Regions from separate parts of the Homo sapiens genome. Here regions 1 and 2 are each linked to region 3. The links are chromatin loops, found by intact Hi-C in ENCODE. Cell type or tissue: mammary epithelial cell. All regions are shown on one strand.

What was found. A loop is a pair of places that touch in the nucleus more often than their neighbours do. Peaks named below come from ENCODE experiments on the same cell type or tissue, not always from the same donor. Only the 100,000 strongest peaks of a DNase experiment are listed, where the experiment ranks them.
Region 1: it touches region 3 in a loop (10-fold over the local background); 102 of 110 quality-filtered maps call a loop at or near these places.
Region 2: it touches region 3 in a loop (5-fold over the local background); 5 of 110 quality-filtered maps call a loop at or near these places.

The regions. Positions count from the first base shown.
Region 1 is chr22:37,588,050-37,596,049 of GRCh38, reverse strand. No RefSeq gene overlaps it. Among named protein-coding and RNA genes, the nearest start is that of LGALS2, 12 kb to the right of the region's middle. RefSeq lists an enhancer at 5,253-5,332. In mammary epithelial cell, a CTCF peak has its summit at 3,328 (motif pointing right); a DNase peak (open chromatin) is centred at 3,379; H3K4me3 peaks cover 270 bases.
Region 2 is chr22:37,787,804-37,795,803 of GRCh38, reverse strand. No RefSeq gene overlaps it. Among named protein-coding and RNA genes, the nearest start is that of H1-0, 13 kb to the left of the region's middle. In mammary epithelial cell, a CTCF peak has its summit at 3,790; a DNase peak (open chromatin) is centred at 3,793.
Region 3 is chr22:37,535,223-37,543,222 of GRCh38, reverse strand. No RefSeq gene overlaps it. Among named protein-coding and RNA genes, the nearest start is that of CARD10, 20 kb to the right of the region's middle. RefSeq lists a silencer at 4,150-4,339 and enhancers at 3,958-4,457, 4,458-4,959, 5,066-5,275. In mammary epithelial cell, a CTCF peak has its summit at 4,222 (motif pointing left); DNase peaks (open chromatin) are centred at 1,192 and 4,222; H3K4me3 peaks cover 155 bases; H3K27ac peaks cover 1,976 bases.

The sequences.
Region 1 (8,000 bases), 53 kb before region 3:
ATTACAGGTGTGAGCCACCGCGCCTGGCCTGTTTTTTGTGTTTTTTTTTTTGGTATTTTTAGTAGAGACAGGGTTTTACTATATGTTAGGCAGGCTGGTCTCGAAATCCTGATCTCAAGTGATCCACCCACCTCAGCCTCCCAAAGTGCTGAGATTACAGGTGTGAGCCACCATGCCTGGCAAACTTTAAATTAAGTGTATGTCCAACTTACCCATTAGTGGGGTCTCAAAAACGCTTATGGCCACCTCAGTATCCCCTTCCCCAGGGGAAGTGTGACAGAGAGCAAGTCAGTGGAAAGAGATAGCAGCAGCCCTGATTGTGACTTAAAACTCTTACTTTTGGGCCAGTCATGGTGGCTCACGCCTGTAATCCCAGCACTTTGGGAGGCCGAGGTGAGCGGATCACTGAGGTCACGACTTCGAGACCAGCCTGACCAACATGGAGAAACCCCATCTCTACTAAAAATGCAAAAAATTAGCCAGGCATGGTGGCGCGTGCCTGTAATCCCAGCTACTTGGGAGGCTGAGGCAGGAGAATCGCTTGAACCTGGGAGGTGGAGGTTGCAGTGAGAGAGATCATGACCTTGCAGTCCAGCCGGGCAACAAGAGTGAAGCTCCATCTCAAACACAAACAAACAAACAAAAAAACCTCTTACTTTTGCAAACTGTTCAACACATGAACACTTGCTAAGGTCTCTCCCAAGACAAGGGAGGAGCCCTGGAATTTAAGGTCTATTAGCGTCATGGAAAATCCATCTCTGACTAGGCCGGACGCCGTGGCTCACACCTGTAATCCCAGCACTTCGGGAGGCCGAGGTGGCCGGATCACCTGAGGTCAGGAGTTCGAGACCAGCCTGACCAACATGGGGAAACCGCATCTCTACTAAAAATACAAAATTAGCTGGGCGTGGTGGCGTGTGCTTGCAGTTCCAGCTACTCGGGAGGCTGAGGCAGGAGAATCCACTGAACCCGGGAGGCAGAGGTAGCAGTGAGCCGAGATTGTGACCCTGCACTCCAGCCCGGGCAACAAGAGTGAAATTCCGTCTCAAGAAGTAAAAAACAAAAACAAAAAACTCCATCTCTGACTCACACACACACACACGCACACGCGTGCACACACACGCACACATAATCAAGTTTCACACGGCAATACTTACCCTACGTGCCAGGCATACTGATATCTTCTGTTCTGTTCTCTTTGGCAGCCTACAGTTAGAAGGTGCTGGTCCAAGTCTCATTTGAGTCCAGAGTGGATTAGTGGCTTGCTGAAAGTCACAGAACCAGTAGCCCCAGAGCTTTGTCACCTGCCTCCCAGCCTGTGGGCCTTTTCTCTGCCCTCACGAAACGCCTTTTCCCTTTGGGCTGCCTTTTGCTGTGGGTCTCTTTTTCTGCTGGGAAAGGGCTGGATTGGGTCAGGGGCCATTTCTACTTGCTTCTCTGTATATCCATGGGCCCTACTCACAGAGGTTCAGGAGATGGTGGTTGAATGAATGGAATGAATGCAAACAAACACTTGGCCTTTATCCAGTTCATATCCATCACTTTTTCACTGACCTCCAGACCTGAACCCACAATTCACCTTCAGGTGACAACTCAGGAACCCCACAGCGCCACCGTGAACGGTTGGGCAGGTTGCGCACTGCACATAGCACCTGGCTAAGCATTCAACCAGACATCCAGCTCACCTCCATCTGCCAAACCCCTCATCCTGGGGTGGGTTATACCTTTTCCTAATTTGCACAAAAGCACTGATGGGTTAGCGTCAACCCTGCCCTCAGACCTGGGTTCTTACTTCCTGGGCAACTTGGGGCAAATTACCTAACCTCTCTAAGTTTGCTCCTCTGTAAAATGGAGACTGTAATACCTACTTCAAGGGTTGGCATGTGGTTAAAGTGATAGCATATGCACAAAGTCAGCGCTCAGTTGTCCCCTAGAAATCATGACACGCTTGCACAAAGGGCCACGTTCACAGAGGATCATGCAGGTTTGCTCGTAAAAGTCAAAGACTAGAAACAACCTAAATGTCCACCAGTAGGTGACTGGCTGAAAATGTCGAAGGTGGAATACATCCCAGCCTTTAGAAAGAGAAAAGTGTTGGCCAGGCACGGTGGCTCATGCCTGTAATCCCAGCACTTTGGGAGGCCGAGGCAGGCGGATCATGAGGTCAGGAGATTGAGACCATCCTGTCTAACATGGTGAAACCCCGTCTCTACTAAAAATACAAAAAATTAGCTGGGCGTGGTGGCGGGCGCCTGTAGTCCCAGCTACTCGGGAGGCTGAGGCAGGAGAATGGTGTGAACCCGGGAGGCAGGGCTTGCAGTGAGCCAAGATTGCGCCGCTGCACTCCAGCCTGGGCGACAGAGCGAGACTCTGCTCAAAAAAAAAAAAAGAGAAATGTGTTTCACTGAGATGGAACAATTTCCAAGATATGCTGTTAAGGGAATAAAACCAAAGTACAGAACAGCCAGTATAGGCCAGGCATGGTGGCTCATGCCTGTAACCCTAGCACTTTGGGAGGCCAAGGCAGGAGGATCGCTTAAGCCCAGGGGTTCAAGACTAGCCTGGGCAACATGGCGATACCATGTCTCTACAAAAAATATAAAAATTAGCCGGATGTGGTGGCATGTACCTGTAGTCCCAACTACCTGGGGGGCTGAGGCAGGAGGATCATTTGAGCCTAAGGGGTTGAGGCTGCAGGGAGCCATGTTTGAGTCACTGCCACTGCTCTCCAGCCTGGGTGACAGAGTGAGATCCTGTCTGAGAAAAAAAAAAAAAGGGCCAGGCGCGGTGGCTCACACCTGCAATCCCAGCACTTTGAGAGGCCGAGGTGGGCGGATCATGAGGTCAGGAGATTGAGACCGTCCTGGCTAACATGGCGAAACCCTGTCTCTACTAAAAATACAAAAAATTAGCCGGCGGTGGTGGCACGCGCCTGTAGTCCTAGCTACTTGGGAGGCTGAGGCAGGAGAATTGTTTGAACCCGGGAGGCAGAGGTTGCAGTGAGCCGAGATCACACCACTGCACTCCAGCCTGGGTGACAGAGACTCCATCTCCAAAAAAAAAAAAAAAAAAAAAAAGACGCAGTCAGTGTCTGGCATGTTTTCATCTGCGTAGCACATAGAATATCCCTGGAAACAAGCATGAGAGAGATATTGGCTGTGGGGATTGAGAAAAGAGGGAGACTTGCTTTTCCCTGTAAAGCCCTTTTGAGCTGTGTGAAGTGTTTTAATCACATGCTTGTCTTAATTGTCATATTTTTAAGTAGAGGTTTAGCAATTGAAAAGCTGTTTTTCTTCCTAATTTATATTGTTCTCTTAGTGGCCAGCAGGGGGAGGTAAATGCTTTCTCTCTTCAAACATCTAAACCACCCCGTTGACAACCACCCTTCTTGAGACAGGAGAATGGCTTGAACCGGGAGGCGGAAGTTGCAGTGAGCTGAGATTGCACCACTGCACTCCAGCTCGGGTGATAGAGCAAGACTCCGTCCGGGGCGGGGAGCGCCTGGCCAATTTTAACCATCTTTAAATGTAGGATTCTGTGGCATTTATTACATTTATAACATTGTGCAACCATCACCACTATCTAGTCCCAAAACTTTTTTTATCACCCCAAACAGAAGCTCTATACCCATTAAACAGTAACTCCACTATTCTCCCATCCCCTCAGCCCCTGATAGCTTCTAATCTACTTTCTGTCTCTATAAATTGTCTATTGCAAATATTTCATATGAGTAGAATCATACAATATTTGTCCTTTTGTGTTTGGCTTCTTTCATTGAACATAATGTTTTCAAGTTTCATCCATGCTGTAGCATGCAGCATGTATCAGCACTTCATCCTTTTTCATAGCTAAATAATATTCCATTGTCTGCTGGGCACGGTGGCTCATGCTGTAGCAGGACGAGCCACAGACAAAACTCCTCAGACACCGAGTTAAAGAAGGCAGTGGTTTATTCGGCCAGGAGCATCAGGCAAGACTCCTGTCTGAAGAGCCGAGCTCCCTGAGTGAGCGATTCGTTTCCCTTTTAAGGGCTCACAACTCTAAGTGGGTCCGCATGAGAGAGTCGTGATGGATTGAGCAAGCAGAGGGTATGTGACTGGGGGCTGCATGCATCGATAATCAGAACGAAACAGAACAGGACAGGGATTTTTACAATGCCTTTCCATACAATGTCTGGAATCTATAGATAACATAACCAGTTAGGTCAGGGGTCGATCTTTAACTACCAGGCTTAGGTCAGGCAGGCCCAGGCCTGGTTTCAGGTCTGGTTCCTTGCTTTCGGGTCTGGTTCCTAGGCGCCAGGCTACCTGCCTTTAGTTTTGCTTCTCTTTCCTTTTCTGAGTATAAGACAATATAACACAATATGAGAGGATCTGTCTCTCTTCTCTCAATGCCTGTAATCCCAGCACTTTGCGAGGCTGATGTGGGTGGATCACAACGTCAGGAGTTCAAGACCTGCCTGGCCAAGATGATGAAACCCCGTCTCTACTAAAAATACAAAAATTAGCTGGGCATGGTGGCGGGTGTCTGTAATCCCAGCCACTTGGGTGGCTGAGGAAGAGAATTGCTTGAATCCGGGAGGCGGAGGTGGCAGTGAGCCGAGATCATGCCACTACACTCCAGCCTGGAAGACAGAGCAAGACTCCCTCTCAAAAAAAAAAAAAAATTCCACTGTTTGTATATACCACATTTTGTTTATCTATTCATCTTTTTTTTTTTTTTTTTTTGAGACAAGGTCTTTCTCTGTTGCCCAGGCTAGGGTGCGGTGGTGCAATCACAGCTCGCAGCCTTGGCCTCTGAAGCTTAAATGATTCTCCCACCTCAGCCTCTCAAGTAGCTGGAACTACAGGTGTGTGCCACCATACCTGGCTAATTAAAAAAAAATTTTTTTTTTGTAGAGATGAGGTCTCACTATGTTGCCCAGGCTGGTCTCGAACTCCTGCCTCAATCAGTCCTCCTGCCTCAGCCTCCCAAAATGTTGGGATTACAGGCATGAGCCACCATGCCCAGCTCCTTTCTTTCTTTCTTTTCTTTTTTTTTTTGAGACAGAGTCTTGCTCTGTGGCCCAGGCTGGAGTGCAGTGGCGTGATCTCGGCTCACTGCAACCTCTGCCTCCCAGGTTCATGCCATTCTTCTGCCTCAGCCTCCCGAGTAGCTGGGACTACAGGCGCCCGCAACCACGCCCGGCTAATTTTTTGTATTTTTTAGTAGAGACAGGGTTTCACTGTGTTAGCCAGGATGGTCTTGATCTCCTGACCTCGTGATCCTCCTGCCTCAGCCTCCCAAAGTGCTAGGATTACAGGCATAAGCCACCGCGCCGGGCCGTTAGCTCCTTTCATCTGTTGGTAGATGCTTGGGTATTTCCACCTTTGGTCTGATGAATAATGTTGCTATGAACATTGGTTTACAAATATTAGTTTGAGTTCCTGCTTTCGATTCCTTTGGGTATGTGCATACTTGGGAGTAGAATTGCTAGATCATAGGGTAATTCCATGTTTAGCTTTTTGAGGAACTGCCAAACTATTTATCATAGCAGCTGCAACATTTTACATTCCCACTAGCAACATATTATACAAGAATTGAAACTGTTTTGTTTTTTTTTTTTTGAGAAGGAGTCTTGCTTTGTCTCCTAGGCTGGATGGAGTGCAGTGGTGCCATCTTGGCTCACTGCAACCTCTACCTCCTGGGTTCAAATGATTCTTGTGCCTCAGCCTCCTGAGTAGCTGGGATTACAGGCATGAGCCACCATGCCCGGTTAATTTTTGTATTTTTAGTAGAGATGGGGTTTCACCATGTTGGCAGAGCTGATCTTGAACTCCTAACCTCAGGTAATCCACCACCCTTGGCCTCCCAAAGTGCTGGGATTACAGGTGTGAGGCATCGCGCCTGGCCAAGAATCGAAACCTTAATTTATAAAACCAAACAAGTGCCAGTTGCCTGCTAGGAAATGGACAGACTGGTGCAGCAGTGGTGAGGTCTCTTTACCTCTTTGCAAAATTGGCTCCTGTGCTGGGCTGAGGATGTGGAGTGTGAAGGCCAGAGAGGGAAGGGCTGGAGGACTCTAGGATTCTGCAGGGAACAAAGGTGGGCCAGTGAAATCCCCAGCTTGGGAGGTGGCTGGTAGGGGCAGGAGGAGCTGGCCGAGGGGGAAACTGAAACCCAGAGATCCTTAGACATTGAGCTGGAGGTCATCATACCCAACCCCTTTTGCTCCTGCTGGGGGAACAAGGGTTGGGGCTGTCACGCGTACAGAGGAGAGAATGGAGCAGAGAATGCCTGCTCCAGGAAGGTCCCAGATAAGCACCTAATTAGCAAACTAAGATGCAGGCGAGAGACCTCGCAATGGCCCAATGTATGCAGAGTGCTGAGCAAATGCCAGCCAATTAGCTATTAAATACAGAATAATAATAGTTGAGTACCTACTATGTGCCATATTCTGTATGCCAAGCCCATTACATACATTCTCTAGGAAGCTGAGGCTACCTGGCCTGCCCAAGGTCACACAGCCAGTAAGAGGCAGCGAGGACTTGAGGCCAATGCCATTCCATGAAGGTGCCGGAGCAGGCAGCAGCTCTGGACACCCAGCCACAGTCTCATCTGCTCTCCTGCAGCCCATGGTCTCCCCAGGGGCTCTGGGAATTAGGGGAGAATTCATGACCGCTCTGGTTGGTGGGTCTCGGGGGTTGTGAACTTGACCTGCAAGGGTATTACGGCACCTAGGTCCTGCTCCCATCCTAAAAATAAAGGGTCAGCTTCTGAAATGGACATTTCCCTGAAGGCCTGTACCTGTTGATTTTGGCCTTCAGGAAAATGTCCATTTAAACCAAGCTGCTTCTGGAATCCTTTGGATTCTGATTCTGGGAGATGAGGCCCTGGGGGCTCATAGGTGTTTCCCCTTGAGGAAGGAGGCTTGTATATGTACGGGGTGCTGCGGGGAGGCAGCCCAGATGGTCCTGAGACTGCAATCATCAGAAAAGCAGTGATGGCAGCAGAATCTGTGTGGCCCAGGGCAGAGCTGGGGCCAACTGTGAGAGGAAGGGGATTGCCCCCAGGGACAGACTTCAGTAAGAGTGGGGGTTTCCAGTGGCCATAGGTGCTCAGGGTGGATCAGAAGCCTTGGGAGTGGGTGTGCTCCTGCGACTAGGGCTGCACTTGGCGGGGGACCTCCTTTGGTTGTTTACCACATTAGAGATGGATAAATGCTCCTCTCCCTGCTTGGCAAACACAAAGATTGAGGCGGATATAGTCCTGTCCTTGGCAGATATAATCCTGCCAGAAGCTGGGGGTGGGGTGGGAATGCTGGGGTGAGCAGCGTTGCTTCATTGCTTCTGTTGTTTTAGCCTCTCCTCACCATCCCCAGGTACCCGCCCGCATGGACAGCTGTGACTGGGTGATTAAGATGCAGAAGGCTCAGGTCAGGCGCTGTGGCTCACGCCTGTAATCCCAGCACCTTGGGAAGCCAAGGCAGGCAGATCACCTGCGGTCAGGAGTTCAGGAAAAGCCTGGCCAACATGGTGAAACCTCGTCTCTACTACAAATACAAAAATTAGTCGGGCGTGATGGCGGGTGCCTATAATCCCAGCTACTTGGGAGGCTGAAGCAGGAGAATCACTTGAACCTGGAAGGTGGAGGTCACAGTGAGCCGAGATTGCACCACTGCAGTCCAGCCTGGGCAACAGAGCGAGACTCTGTCTCAAAAAAAAAAAAAGGCTCCACTATCCATGGAAAGACTGTGTGGCCTGGGCCAGGGAGAAGGAACTGCACTCAGGACTCAGGTCACCTGTCTCTGAGGAAGAGCACTCAAGGACCACCCAAGTCACAGAAGCAGCTTGGTTTATATCTTCAATTTCTAAAGACACAGAGATGGAAAATCTTCTTGCCACTTATAAGAAGGTGGACACAGAACCTGATGATCTTTTCTGTAAATCCACCCAGCACCACACGTGCATAAGTTGGCGTGGCCCTGAGACGGAGGCTTCCTGGTTCAAAAGGCTGGGATG
Region 2 (8,000 bases), 250 kb before region 3:
GTGGTGGCCGTGGGGGTGGAAGGAAGAGGCAGATATGAGAAATATTGAGGAAAAGTCCTTGCTAAAGGGTTGGCTGTGGGGGGTGAGGGAAGAGATGGAAGGACTCCCAGGCATCTGGAACAGAAACAAAGATGGCGCATGGCCCGGCACGGTGGCTCACGCCTGTAATCCCAGCACTTTGGGAGGCCGAGGTGGGCAGATCACTTGAGATCAGGAGTTTGAGACCAGCTTGGTCAATATGGTGAAACCCTGTCTCTACCAAAAACACAAAAATAAGCTGGGTGTGGTGGTGGGCGCCTGTAATCCCAGCTACCCTGGAAGCTGAGGCAGGAGAATCGTTTGAACCTGGGAGGCAGAGGTTACAGTGAGCTGAGATTGCACCACTGCACTCCAGCCCAGACAACAGAGTGAGACTCTGTCCAAATAAATAAATAAAACCAACAACAACAAAAAGAAGAAAAAAAAAAAGGCGGGCACAGTGGCTCACGCCTGTAATCCCAGCACTTTGGGAGACCAAGGTAGACGATCACCTGAGGTCAGGAGTTCGAGACCAGCCCAGCAGACATGGTGAAACCCCATCTCTACTAAAAATATACAAAATAGGCCGGGCGCGGTGGCTCACGCCTGTAATCCCAGCACTTTGGGAGGCTAAGACGGGTGGATCACGAGGTCAGTAGATCGAGACCATCCTGGCTAACAAGGTGAAACCCCGTCTCTACTAAAAATACAAAACAATTAGCTGGGCGTCGTGGCAGGCGGTTATAGTCCCAGCTACTCAGGAGGCTGAGGCAGGAGAATGGCATGAACCCGGGAGGCGGAGCTTGCACTGAGCCGAGATCGTGCCACTGAACTCCAGACTGGGTGACAGAGCGAGACTCCGTTTCAAAATAAAATAAAATAAAATAAAATAAAATAATTTTTAAAAATACAAAATTAGCCAGGTGTGATGGCACACGCACGCCTGTAGCCCCAGCTACTCGGGAAACTGAGATAGGAGAATCACTTGAACCCGGGAGATGGAGGCTGCAATGAGCTGTGATCTCATTATTGCACTCCAGCCTGGGTGAGGCACAGCAAGACTCTGCCTCGTAACAAAACAAAACAAAACAAAACAAAACAAAACAAAACAAAACAAAGATGGCCGGCCTTCTTTTGTCCTGCCCTGGCCACTGGCTGTCCTGGTTCCCCCCTCCTCCTTGACAGCCTCACCCTGTGGAGGCTGACCTCTCACCTGCTTCTCCCAAGTTAGGAAAACCCATCCCATGTGGGTTAGAAGTCAAATGAACAGAAAGACAAACACACATTTCCAGACAAAGAAATAAAAATGCAGGTGACAGTTTAACAGTTAAACTTTAACTGATCTAACTGAACTAAACCTTAACTAATTTCCAAGTTTGTTTTTGTTTGTGTTTCTTTTTCTTTTTTTTTTTTTTTCTGAGATGGAGTCTCGCTGTCTCCCAGGCTGGAGTGCAAGATGGTCTCGATCTACTGACCTCGTGATCCCCTCGCCTGGGCCTCCCAAAGTGCTGGGATTACAGGCGTGAGCCACCGCGCCCAGCCTGTTTGTGTTTCTTAAGACAGGTCTTCTCTGTAGCCCAGGCTGGAGTGCAATTATGGCTATTGCAGCTTTGAACTCCAGGGCTCAATCGATCCTCTTACCTCAGCCTCCCAAATAGCTGGGACTACAGGCACATGCCACCACACCAAAAATACTAATTTTGGTATTTTCTGTAGAGACAGTGTTTCACATGTTGCCCAGGTTTGTCTCAAACTCTTGGGCTCAAGCGATCCTCCCACCTTGGCCTCCCAAAGTGTTGGGATTACAGGTATGAGCCATTTCCAAGTTTTAAAGCACCATGGCACAGACTGAGGGTTTTGAACCCACAGACATAGTTTAGCCTCTTGCATGGACGGCGTCCTTTGGAAGGCCATGCGGCTCTCACATAGAGGAGGCTACATGTGCAGACCTGGAAAAATGTCTATGATATATTAATTGACAAAAGGAAGCTAAGAAAAATATGGGGGGACCTCATTTTTATAAAATAGGGATATTAGAGAACTACATACAGGTATGTAACAGTAGTTCCCATTTATTGAGCAGTTACTATCTGCCCACACTGTGCTAAGTGATCTATCCGTAGGTATTAACATTCGGTCTTTTGCTGTTGTTATCACTTCATTTGACAGGTGGGGAAGGAACTTACCTAAAGCAGTCCAATTCCATGCTCTTTTTTTTGTTTTGTTTTTTTTTTTTTGGAGACGGAGTTTCGCTCTTGTTGCCCAGGCTGGAGTACAATGGTGCAGTCTCAGCCCACTGCAACCTCCACTTCCCACGTTCAAGTGATCCTCCTGTCTCAGCCTCCCAAGTAGCTGGGATTACAGGCACCCACCACCACGCCCAGCTAATTTTTGTATTTTTAGTAGAGACGGGGTTTCACCATATTGGCCAGGCTGGTTCCGAACTCCTCACCTCAGGTGATCCACCCGCCTCTATCTCCCAAAGTGCTGAGATTACAAGTGTGAACCACCAAGCCTGGCCTTTTGTTGTTGTTGTTGTTTATTTGTTTGTGACACAGGGTGTCACTCTGTCACTAAGGCTGAAACACAAATCATGGCTCACTGCAACCTTGAACTCCTGGGCTCAAGTGATCCTCCTGCTTCAGCCTCCCAAGTAGCTGGGACCACAGGTGCGCATCACCACGTTCAGCTAATTTTTAAAATTTCTGTAGAGATGGGGCCTCACTATATTGCCCAGGCTGGTCTTGAACTCCTGGCCTCAAGTGGTCCTCCCAGCTTGGCCTCCCAAAGTTCTGGGATTACAGGAAACTCCATGCTCTTAATCAACTCTCAAAACTGCCTTTCTCTTAACCTGGCAGGAGGTGGGCAAATTTGTGGCTAGTCTGGGGACCGCCAAGAGAAATGAGATTGGGCCCCAGTTCCTCTCTCCTGATAGGATTAGCTGCTATCTGACCCATCAGGACAGTCCTGTCCAGCTGGCAGAGAGGACACTCATGCCTCAAAGGAAATAACTCACTCCATGGGAAGTAGATGTGGACAGGTGACCCAAGCTCAGTGCCAGAGGCCAGGCATTGGTGAGGGACACAGGTGCCATGTGTGGTTTGGGCTGAAAGTCCTGTTGGACCTGCCCACTCTGGCGTCATTTCCTTTTTCTTTCTTTCCTCTTCTTTTTTTTTTTTTTTTTTTTTTTTTGAGATAGAGTCTGGATCTGTCATCCAGGCTGGAGTGCAATGGCGCAATCTCGATCGCGGCTCACTGCAACCTCTGCCTCCCAGGTTCAAGCGATTCTCCTGCCTCAGCCTCCCAAGTAGCTGGGATTACAGGCATGCACCACCACGCCTGGCTAATTTTTGTATTTTTAGTAGAGATGGGGTTTCACCATGTTGGTCAGGCTGGTCTTGAACTCCCGACCTCAGGTGATCCGCCCACGTCGGCCTCCCAAAGTGCTGGGATTACAGGTGTGAGCCACTGTGCCCGGCCTAAGTTTTGTATTTTTAGTAGAGATGGGGTTTCACCATATTGGCCAGGCTGGTCTTGAACTTCTGACCTCAAGTGATCCACCTGCCTCAGCCTCCCAAATTGCTAAGATTAAAGGTGTGAGCCACTGCGCCTGGCTTGGCATCATTTTCCTTTCAGGGAGCTGAGCTCCTGGAGTGAACTGAGAGGACTGCCTCGGGGCCCACGCAGTGCACCACTAGGCCTTGCAGAGTAGGACTGGCCTTCTTTGGACAGAGTGAGTCCTTGGGATTCCCAGACTATTCTGGAAGAGACCTCAAGAGGGAGATGCTGGGCTTCTTAACAATAAATGAATGAGGATGCAGGAGAGATTGGTTAAAAAAGCAACCGCAAGCACTGTGGCTAGGGTTGTTCTCCAAGCTGGTGAAGTGGCCCGTGAGTGCGTGTACATGTGTGGACACTCCATGTTCATAGTAATGATTTTCTCTGAGAAATGGATTTGGGTCACAGTGCACTGTTATTTTTTACTTTATACACTTCTTTTTGTTTGTTTGTTTGGTTTTTTTTTTGTTTTTTTTTTTGAGACAGAGTCTTACTCTGTCGCCCAGGCTGGAGTGCAGTGGCGCAATCTCGGCTCACTGCAAGCTCCGCCTCCCGGGTTCACGCCGTTCTCCTGCCTCAACCTCTCCGAGTAGCTGGGACTACAGGCGCCCACCACCACGCCCGGCTAATTTTTTGTATTTTTAGTAGAGACAGGGTTTCACCGTGGTCTCGATCTCCTGACCTCGTGATCCGCCTGCCTCGGCCTCCCAAAGTGCTGAGATTACAAGCGTGAGCCACCGCGCCCAGCCTAGTTTATACACTTCTATACTGTTTTAGTTTATAAACAATAAGCGTGTCTTTTTTTTTTTTTTTTTTTGAGACTGCGTCTCACTCTGTCGCCCAGGCTGGAGTGCAGTGGCACGATCTCGGCTCACTGCAACCTCCGCCTCCTGGTTCAAGTGATTCTCGTGCCTCAGCCTCCCAAGTAGCTGGGATTACAGGCACTACTTGCCACCACGCCTGGCTAATTTTTGTATTTTTAGTAGAGAGGGGTTTCACCATGTTGGCCAGGCTGGTGTTGAACTCCTGACCTCAGGTGATCTGCCAGCCTCGGCCTCCCAAAGTGCTGGGATTACAGGCGTGAGCCACTGCGGCTGGCCATGTGTATTACTTTTTTTTTTTTTTTTTTTTGAGACAGGGTCTCTCTCACTCCAGTTGCCCAGACTGGAGTGCAGTGGCTTGGCTCACTGCAGCCTCTATCTCCCTGGCTCAGGAGATTCTCCCACCTTTGCCTGCCGAGTAGTTAGGACTTACAGGCACGCGCCACCACGCCTGGCTAATTTTTTGTATTTTTCGTAGAGACGGGGGTTTCACCTGCCATCATGCTCGGATAATTTTTGTATTTTTGTATTTTTGTAGAGATGCGGTTTCACTGTGTTGGCCAGGCTGGTCTTGAATTCCTGACCTCAAGTGATCCACCTGCCTTGGCCTCCCAAAGTGCTGGGATTACAGGTGGGAGCCACCATGCCCGGCTGGGAAAATATTTTCTCCTCCATGAACCATACTCTCAATGCACTAACTGGTGCTGTGACAAGCACCAGGGACAACAGGGACTGCTCTCTGGTGAGGGCCATGCCCAACTGGGGCCCAAATGCAGCTGGCATCAGTCCCTGCAGGTATTCACATATGCTTTGGTGCTGGCTGGGGGTGGAGCACACAGCGCTGCTTGCAGGGAGGAGTGGGTTTCTTCAGAAACGTTTAGGGCCCTTCCCCCATAGACATTAAAGATGTTAAACATACCTTAGGAGGCAATGTGGGCTGGTAGGAGAAGCACCCAAATCTGCTGTGTGACCTGAGGGCATTTGCTAATCCTCTCTGGGCCATGTGGGTGATCCTGTAAACTGAAGGTTTGGATGGACTTCTTCTATCTGCTAGAAGTCCCAAAGTCTAGCATAGTGGTGAGGCCCAAGTACTGGAGGTCCAGGTTGTATGGTTTCAAATCCCAGCCCTTCCAAGTCATAAGTATGAGGGTCTTGGCAAAAATAATAATGACCCTTCTGTGCCTCAGTTTCCTCCCCTGGGCATTATAGTAATTGGCGATAATAATGGCATTTGCCTGATAGAGTTTTCTTGAGGACTAAATGGATATGTATGTTATAAATACATACGTGTGTACATACTCTGTATGTAGCAAATGATAGATATCATATGAGTTATATATCATTATATATCTCACTTAGAAGTTCCTGACACAGGCCGGGCATAGTGGCTCATGCTTGTAGTCTTGGCACTTTGGGAGGATGAGTGGGGGGTATATCACCTGTGGTCAGGAGTTCGAGACCAGCCTGGCCAACATGGTGAAATCCTGTCTTTACTAAAAATACAAAAATCAGCCGGGCATGGTGGCACGTGCCTGTAATCCCAGGTACTCGGGAGGCTGAGGCAGGAGAATCACTTGAACCCGGGAGGCGGAGGTTGCAATGAGCCGAGATCGCGCCACTGCATTCCAGCCTGGGAGACAGATCTCCGTCTCAAAAAAAACAAAAAAATGGAATTCCTGACACAAAGTAAGTGCAGTTTAAGTATTAGCTGTTTTAGTATTAGCAGTTAAGTATTAGCTGTATCATCCTTGGTATTTCAGACACCTGGACAGAAATGACGTGTTTACCCAAAACAAGGCAGCAGAGGTTCATGACCATGTTAAGTATCTTTGTTTTTGGCTAAGCTTTATATCCATTCAGTGTGGGAGCAATGGATTTTCTTCCACTGATCCAAAGCTTTGATTGGCAGTTCCACGTGACTTTACTTGAGTTTTTACTGTTTAATTTTTAAAAATTTATTTGTAATTAATTATTTTTTTGAGACGGAGTTTCACTCTTTTTTTTTTTTTTTGAGACAGAGTTTCGCTCTGTCGCCCAGGCTAGAGTGCAGTGGTGCGATCTCGGCTCCGTGCAAGCTCCACCTCCCGGGTTCACGCCATTCTCCTGCCTCAGTTTCCTGAGTAGCTGGGACTACAGGTGCCCGCCACCATGCCCAGCTAATTTTTTGTATTTTTAGTAGAGACAGGGTTTCACCCTGTTAGCCAGGATGGTCTCGATCTCCTGACCTCATGATCCACCTGCCTCGGCCTCCCAAAGTGCTGGGATTACAGGCGTAAGCCACCACGCCCGGCCAAGTTTGACTCTTGTTGCCCAGGCTGGAGTGCAGTGGCACCATCTCGGCTCACTGCAACTTCCACCTCCTGGCTTCAAGTGATTCTCCTGACTCAGCCTCCCAAGTAGCTGGGATTATAGGCGCCCGCCACCATGCCCAGTTGATTTTTTTTGTATTTTTAGTAGAGATGGGGTTTCACCCTGTTGGCCAGGCTGGTCTTGAACTCCTGACCTCAGGTGATCCACCCACCTCGGCCTCCCAAAGTGCTGGGATTACAGGTGTGAGCCACCGCGCCTGGCCTATTTTTAATTTATTAATAATATTTTTGAGACAGGGTCTCGCTCTATTGCCCAGGCTGGAATGCGGTGGTGCATGTAACGTTCACGTGCTCAGTGTAACCTTGAACTTCTGGCTCGAGCAATCCTCCTGTCTCAGCTACCCAAAGTATTGGGATTATAGGCAGCAGCCACTGTGTCCAGTCTTAAGTTCGTTTGTTTGTTCCTTTGTTTGTTTGTTTTGAAACAAGGTCTCTCTGTGTTGCCCAGGCTGGAGTGCAGTGGCACAATCACGACTCACTGCAGCTTCAACTTCCCAGGCTCAAACAGTCCTCCCACCTCAGCCTCCCCAGTACGTGGAACCACAGGCCTGCCACCATACCCAGCTAATTTTTTCTATTTTTTTTTTTTTTTTTTTTTTTTTTTTTTTGTGGAGACAGGGTCTCACTATATTGCCTAGGCTTCAGCTCTACTTTTTTTTTTTTTTTTTTTTTTTGAGACAGAGTCTCGCTCTGTCGCCCAGGCTGGAGTGCAGTGGCGTGATCTCGGCTCACCGCAACCTCTGTTCCCGAGTTCACGCCATTCTCCTCCCTCAGCCTCCCAAGTAGCTGGGACTACAGGCACCCGCCATCACGCCAGGCTAATTTTTTTTTGTATTTTTAGTAGAGACGGGGTTTCACCGTGTTAGCCAGGATGGTCTCGATCTCCTGACCTCGGAGCCCTAAGTTTTTAAAATGTAGGAATCTCTTCTTAATGTAGTTTGTTTGAAAGACCAAAAGCTCTTTTTTTTTTTTCTTTGAGATGGCATTTTGCTCTTGTTGCCCAGGCTGGAGTGCAATGGCACGATCTCGGCTCACTGCAACCTCTGCCTCCCGGGTTCAAGCGATTCTCCTGCCTCAGCCTCCCGAGTAGCTGGGACTACAGGCGCCCGCCACCGCCACCATGCCCAGCTAATTTTTTGTATTTTTAGTAGAGATGGGGTTTCACTATGTTGGCCAGAGTGGTCTCGCAGGTGATCCGCCCGCCTCAGCCTCCCAAAGTGCTGGGATTACAGGT
Region 3 (8,000 bases):
CCACAATCCTATGTCGCAGTAGGTACTAAGATTTGTTCCCATTTCACTGATGGGGAAACTGAGACCTACAGAAGCTAAGAAACTTGCCCAACATCACAAAAACCCTGTGACTTGTGAGGCGTCCACCTGGACATGGGCTCTTACCCACTGGTTTGCAGTTTCCCAACCTGCCTCAGGGTCCTTGAACACTTGATGAAATTCCTCCAGGAGTCTTGGGTAGGAGCTGGGATCCTTACTTTTCACTCTTTTGCCCTCTAAGTTTGTGACGTTTGAATCAAGAAATGGCCGAATGCTTGAGGCCCAGAGTTTGAGACCAGCCTAATGAACACAGTGAGACTCCATCTCTAGGGTGTGGTGGCACATGCCTGTAATCCCAGCTCCTTGGGAGGCTGAGGCAGGAGAATTGCTTGAAGCTGGGAAGCGGATGTTGCAGTGAGCTGAGATCATGCCATTGCACTCCAGCCTGGGTGACAGAGCGAGACTCCATCTCAAAAAGAAAAAGAAAAGAAAAGAAAAGAAAATGAGCTGGGCATGGTGGTGCTACTCAGGAGGCTGAGGCAGGAGGATCGCCTGAGCCCAGGAGTTTGAGCAGGCTGCAGTGAGCCATGATTGCACCACTGCGCTCCAGCCTGGGCCACAGGGCAATTCCTAGTCTCAAAAAAAAAAAAAAAAAAAAAAAAAAAAAGGCCAGTTCTGCTTTAAACCCCACTGGAGAGGCAGAAGACTGGGGTTCAACTTCCTAGGCCCTACTTACTTTCTTTGGGGTGGTCTTGGGTAGTTCCCTCACCCTGAACTTTGGTTTCTGTATTTCTAAAATGGGGATACAGTACCTCCCTGGATACCATCCCTGAGTTACCTGAGACTGGGCTTGGGAAAGAGGTTTGCGAATGGTTCAGGCTGTGGGTTCCTGGGACCCAGGGGTGGTAGGCTCAGGGATAGGAGTGTGGACAGTCCAGGAGTTGCTCAAGCTTGTCTAGCCCCCAGAGCTAGGCTCTTTCCTAGCTAGTGTCATCAGTGGCTGGGGAGGTCATGCCACGATGGCAAAGTTGGGGGTGGCAGGAGTAGTAGGGAAGTCTGGTTGTGAGCCTGCCTTCTCCCATCCACCCCACCTGACACCCAGCACGCCCTGGCTGGCAGTTGCTAGTGATTCACCAGCTTTAAGCCCTAGTTTCATTTGTAATCAGGAAACGGGCCACTAGAGAGCCCGGGGCACTTTCTGGTGAGCCCAGACACCCTCCCAGAAACCTAGTGGGGAGGAGGAAAGCAGAGGGCCTGGTCCCAGAGAATTTGCATAATTTGTTCTTTGAGGAGGGTGAGAAATCCCCAGGGCCCAATTTCCCTGGAAACCATTTGCTCATGAGCTCATTCATTCTCGTTTATTAAACTCCTGCACTGTGCCAGTTACCAGGGACCTAGACAAGAACAGTGAAGTTTTCCGGGGGCTTCTGGGAGGGGAAGACCACCGTGTAATCGGGGTAACCCTTGCACAGCACAGTGAGGGATGTGTTTACAAAATTTGGAATCCACGGAGGAGAGGGTGGTGCATTTGGGCTTGGTATGGGTAAGGGGAGGTTCAACAATTCTGAGGCCCCTACCAGGAGGGTTGACAGTGCAGGCTGGGTTTGGCTCCTTCTGCCACTTTTTTTTTTTTTGACATAGAGTGTTGCTCTGTCGCCCAGGCTGGAGTGCAGTGGCTCGATCTTGGCTCACTGCAAGCTCCGCCTCCCAGGTTCACGCCATTCTCCTGCCTCAGCCTCCTGAGTAGGTGGGACTACAGGCGCCCACCACCACGCCTGGCTAATTTTTTGAATTTTTAGTAGAGATGGGGTTTCACCGTGTGAACCAGGATGGTCTCGATCTCCTGACCTTGTGATCCGCCCGCCTCGGCCTCCCAAAGTGCTGGGATTACAGGCGTGAGCCACCGTGCCCGGCCTCCTTCTGCCACTTCTGAATGGTTCTTCTCCCATCTGGGCCTTGGTTTTCCCATCCGTGAGCTGGACACAGGAATGGTGGCTTTTTCCTGGTGTTGTTATGAGAATCCAAAGGGTTAACACATGTAAAGAGCTTACGACAGCACCTGGTGTATGGTCAGCCTTGTGATGTTTTAGCTGATGCCACTGCTGAATGGTGGGTACTGTGGGAGGGGCTGCCCAAGACATGGGTTGGAGCATGCCTGGCAGACAGGGAGAGGACATGCCAGGGGAAGGCCACTGCCTGTGCAAATGCCCAGAGGTGTGTAGCACATGGATGTGTTGGACAGTGGTGGGGTGAGAGGTGGGAAGGAGCATTTGAAGATACTATCATTCCCTTTGGATATTCTCCTCAGGGCAGCAGGGAGCCATGGAAGGCTCTTGAGCAGAGGAGTGACATGGTAGAGCTGAACGCCAGGGCTACAGAGTGGTGATGGACTGGAGGGGCCAGACCAGGGCAGAGGGACCAGTTAGGAGTAGGCACAAGAAGCCTGGTGGGAGATGGGGTTCCTGAACGAGGGCATTAGTTCTGGGGATGGAGAGGCCAGGAGAGGACTAGTGGAGGGGGTGGGGCATGTAGCTGAGCTGCTGGTGATGAAACAAGGAGCGAGGAACACAGTGGGCTGAGGGAGATGGAGGAGTGTGAGTGTCCTGGAAGCCATTGATTCAGAAGATACTAATATACTTAGCAGGGGATGTTGAAGGAGGACTTTGAAATGTCTGTAGTAGTCGTCCAGGGGATCAGCAAGGGAAGGGCATCCCAGACAGAGAGCTGCCAAAGCAAGAGTGCAGAGGTGTCAAATAGCCTGTGTGTTTGGAGAGCAGTGGGTGTGGTGGAGTTTGGGTTTTGGGGGGAAGTAGGGGGCCAGGAGTTTGGGGCCTTGGGCACAATCCTGTAGGCTATTAGGAGTGGGAGTCAGTGAACCGAGTGGCAGGAAGAAAATTTAAACATCTCTATTAGTTTCCTGTGGCAGCTGTAACAAATGACCACAATCTTGGTGGCTTAAAACAATAAAAATTTATTCTCTCCACGCCAGGTGCAGGGCTCTCGCCTGTGATCCCAGCACTTTGGGAAGCCAACGCAGGAGGATCGCTTGAGCCCAGTAGTTCGAGACCAGCTTGGGCAACATAGTGAGACCCTCATCTCTACAAAAAACTTTAAAAAATTAGCTGGACATGGTGGTGTGAGCTGGGAGTCCCAGCCACTTGGGAGGCTGAGGTGGGAGAATCGCTTGAGCCCAGGAGGTCAAGGCTGCAGTGAGCTATGATCACACCACTGCACTCCAGCCTGGGCAATAGAGCAAGACCCTGTCACTGAAAAACAAACAAACAAAAATGATTAGTTCTGGAATCCAGAAGTCTGAAATCAAGGTGTTGGAGGGGCCCCGCTCCCTCTGAAGGTGCTAGGGGAGAATCCTTCCTTGCCTCTTCCCGCTTCTGGTGGCTCCAGGTGTCCTTGCCTTATGGCAGCCTCGCTCCTGCCTCTGCCGACATTTCCGTGTAGCTCCCTCTGTGTCAGCATCTTCTCTTCTTGTAAGGACACTTGTCAGTGGATTTGGCCCCCCACGGATAATCCAGGACGATCTCATCTTGAGATCCTTACTTTTTTTTTTTTTTAAGATGGAGTTTCGTTCTTGTCACCCAGGCTGGCGTGCAATGGTGCAATCTGGTCTCACTGCAACCCTCTCCTCCCGGGTTCAAGCGATTCTCCTGCCTCAGCCTCCCAAGTAGCTGGAATTACAGGCATCCGCCACTACGCCTGGCTAATTTTTTATTTATATTTTTAGTAGAGAGGGGGTTTCGCTGTGTTGGTCAAGCTTGTCTTGAGCTCCTGACCTCAGGTGATCCGCCAGCCTCAGCCTCCCAAAGTGCTGGGATTACAGGAGTGAGCCACCGCGCCCGGCCGAGATTCTTATCTTCATTACATTCGCAAAGACTCTTTTTTCAAATAAGACTGTATTCCCTGGTCCCAGGTGGACGTGTCTTTTGCAGGGGGGCCACCAGTCAACCCACTGCAAAATCCCCAGGCAGTGCCCTCTCCCACGTTCCTCTCCTCCTTGGGGCTCCCAGCCCCTCCAATCCAGCCTCCTTGAGTAGGAACTGTGTGGTCCTCATTCACTTTTCCACCCCTAGGGCCCAGAGTGGGCAGTGTGTTTGCAAATATAACTCCGTTCCTCTCTTCTTCCCTCCCTCCCTCCAGTAACCGATGCCACCAGAGGCTAGAACTGGTGCTGCACCTGTGGGACGAGGGCGCCACCGTGTGTCCAGCTTGGAGCAGTGTGGTCACAGGCTTGAGCCCAGCCCCTGCCCTGCTGACAGCCACTTACAGAGCGCCTGCCCCACCAGTCACTCCACCCACATCAGCCCTCTTCTTCATGGCCGCAGTATAAAGAGGGAATTACTATCCAGTTTTTCAGATAAGGAGACTGAGGCTGAGACCTTGCTAACGTCACCCAGCCTTCAGCTGCCGCCAACTCCAAAGCCACACCCACGCCATGCTGTGGACCAAAACTAGACCTGTGCGTGGGTCTGGGCGTGAGCCTTCAGACTTCTCAGGGTGTCCTGCTATTGGGAAGCTGACGCAGGAGGATTGCTTGAGCCCAGTAGTTCGAGACCAGCTTGGGCAACATAGTGAGACCCTCATCTCTACACCTCTTCTGTAAAGGGGGGAAGGTGCCAAGGACCGCCCTTGCCAGGTGGCCCCTTCCCCGTCTCTGGCCCTGAGAGAGACCTGCAGACCCCTGAGGCCTGTGGGTCTTGGGGGAATGAATTTTTGGGGAATACAATTCTGAGTACTTTCCAAACATTAGTCTTTTTGAATATTTTGGTGTTCATTGTTTTTCTCTAAACATTTGCATATGTGTGAACTATTTAGTGATTTAAAAAATATACTTAACTGGGTTAAAACTTTACGTAGGGCTGAGTGCAGTGGCTCACGCCTGTAATCCCAGCCCTTTGGGAAGCCACGGTGGGCGGATCACTTGAGGTCAGGAGTTTGAGACCAGCCTGGCCAATATGGTGAAACCCTGTCTCTACTAAAAATACAAAAATTAGCCGGCTGTGGTGGTGCATGCCTGTAATCCCAGCTACTCGGGAGGCTGAGGCAGGAGAATTGCTTGAACCGGGGAGGTGGAGGTTGCAGTGAGCCAAGATTGTGCCACTGCACTTCAGCCTGGGCGATGGAGTGAGACTCTGTCTCAAAAAACAAAAGAAAACGAAACCAACTTTATGTAGGCCTCCAGTTCCCCTCTAAAAGACAACAGCTGGCTGGGCGCAGTGGCTCACGCCTGTAATCCCAGTACTTTGGGGAAGCCAAGGCAGGAGGTTCACTTGAGGCCAGGGCTTCGAGACCAGCCTGGGCAACATAGTGAGACCCTGTCTCTATTTAAAACAAACAAACAAAAAAGGCCTGGCACCGTGGCTCATGCCTGTAATCCCAGCACTTTGGGAGGCTGAGGCAGGCGGATCACCTGAGGTCAGGAGTTTGAGACCAGCCTGGCCATGCGGCGAAACCCTTACTAAAAATACAAAAATTAGCCAGATGTGGTAGCGGTGGGGGGTGCCTGTAATCCCAGCTCCTCAGGAGGCTGCGGCAGGGAAAATTGCTTGAACCCGAGAGGTGGAGGTTACAGTGAGCCAAGATCGCACCATGGCCCTCCAGCCTAGGCAACAGAGCGAGACTCCATCTCAAAAAAAAAAAAAAAATAAAATAAATAAATAAAAAATAAATGAAAAACAATAACTGATGGCAGTTTCCTCCATATTCTCCCAGAGATGATCTGGGATGATTTATATATGTATATATGTATGTACATGTACACAGTATATGCAGACACACACACCACACACACATTCCCCCACTTCTTTTTAAAAGCAAATGGTGGCATACGATATACAATTCTCTACTGTCTTTTTCCACATAATGACATTTTTGCATTTATTCCATATGATTGCATATAATTTACCTTTGGGGGTTGTATTAGTTTGGGCTTCCTTAACAAACTACTATAGACTGGGGGGCTGAAATAGCAGAAATTGATTTTCTCACAGTCTGGAGGTTGGAAGTCCAGGATCAAGGGATGGGAATAGTGGCTTCTTCCCAGGCCTCTCTCCTTGGCTTGTAGATGGCCATCTTCCCATCATCTTTCTTCTGTACACATCTGTGTCCAAATCTCCTCTTCCTATAAGAGGCAAGGGTACTATTTTGATTGACATTATATACATGAAATAAGTGTATACAGAGTGAGCGCGCCATGTAGCCAGTAACCGAATAAAGGCCCAAATCATACTGGATTAGGGTTTGCCCTAAAGACCTCATTTTAACTTTTTTTTGAGACAGGGTCTCGCTCTGTTGCCCAGGCTGGAGTGCAGTGGCATGATCTTGGCTCACTGCAACCTCCGCCTTCCCGGTTCAAGTGATTATCCTGCTTCAGTCTCCCGAGTAACTGGGATTACAGGCATGCACCACCACGCCCAACTAATTTTTGTATTTTTAGTAGAGATGAAGTTTCACATGTTGGCCAGTCTGGTCTCAAACTCTTGTCCTCAAGTGTCCCCTCGGCCTCCCGAAGTACTGGGATTACAGGCGTGAGCCACTGCGCCCAGCCCCTCATGTTAACTTAGTCACCTCTTTATGCTTTGTTTTTGTTTTTAGAGACAGTCTCGCTCTGTTGCCCAGGCTGGAGTGCAGTGGCACAATCACGGCTCACGATAGTCTTGACCTCCTGGGCTCAAGCTATCCCCCTGCATCAGCCTCCAGGGTAGCTAGGACCTCAGACAGGTACCACTGCACCTGGCTAATTTGTATGGGGGGAGGGTCTCACTACAGTGCCAGGCTGTTCTCCAACTCCTGGGCTCAAGCCATCCTTACACCTCAGCCTCCCAAAGTGCTAGGATTACAGGTGTAAGCCACCTCACCCAGTCTTTTTTTTTTTTTTTTTGAGACAGAGTCTTGCTCTGTCACCCAGGCTGGAGTGTAGTGGCGCAATCTCGGCTCACTGGAACCTCTGCCTCCCAGGTTCATGCGATTCTCCTGCCTCAGCCTCCTAAGGAGTTGGGATTACAGGCATGCACCACCATGCCCAGCTAATTTTTGTATTTTTAGTAGAGATGGGGTTTTGCCATGTGGGCCAGGCTTGTCTAGAACTCCTGACCTCTGGTGATCTGCCCGCCTCGACCTCCCAAAGGGCTGGGATTACCGGCGTAAGCCACCGCGCCCAGCTTACCCAGTCTTCAGTCACCCCTTTAAAGACCTTATCTCCAAATATGATCACATCCTGAGATACTGGGGGTTAGGACTTCAACATATGGATTTTTGGGGAGCGCACATCAGCCCATGGCAGAGAAGCAGGGGTACAGTTTTAGTTGAAATATTATATATATGAAATAAGTGTATACACAGTGAGCACACCATATAGCCAGAAACCAAATAAAGACACAGAACACAGCCAGCCCCCATGAACCCCTGTGAGCCCACTTTCTACAATTCCTCCCACAAGGAAGGAGTATCCTGATCTTGCAGATTTTAACCTGGTTTTGTCCTCTGCGTAAATGGAATCCTGTCCTCTTTTCTGTCTGGCTTCCTTCACTCAACATTATGTTTATGGGATTCGTCCACGATGTTGCCTGTAGTTATACATTTATTATTTATTTTCACTGCTGTGTAGTAGCACTCCACTGTGTGAATATACCACTTTTTAAATTTATTTATTTATTTATTTTTTGAGACAGGGTCTCGCTCTGTCGCCCAGGCTTGAGTGCCGTGGTGTGATCTTGGCTCACTGCAACCTCTGCTTCTCAGATTCAGACGATTCTCGTGCTCACTGTAGCCTTGACCTCCTGGGCTTGAGTGATCCTTTCCGGCAGCTGGGACTACAGGCCATGTGCCACCATACCTGGCTAATCTTTAAATTATTTTTTGTAGAGACTGGATCTCACTATGTTGCCCAGGCTGGTCTGGAACTCCTGGGCTCAAGCAATCTTCTTGCCTTGGCCTCTCAAAGTGTTGAGATTACAGGAGTGAGCCACTGT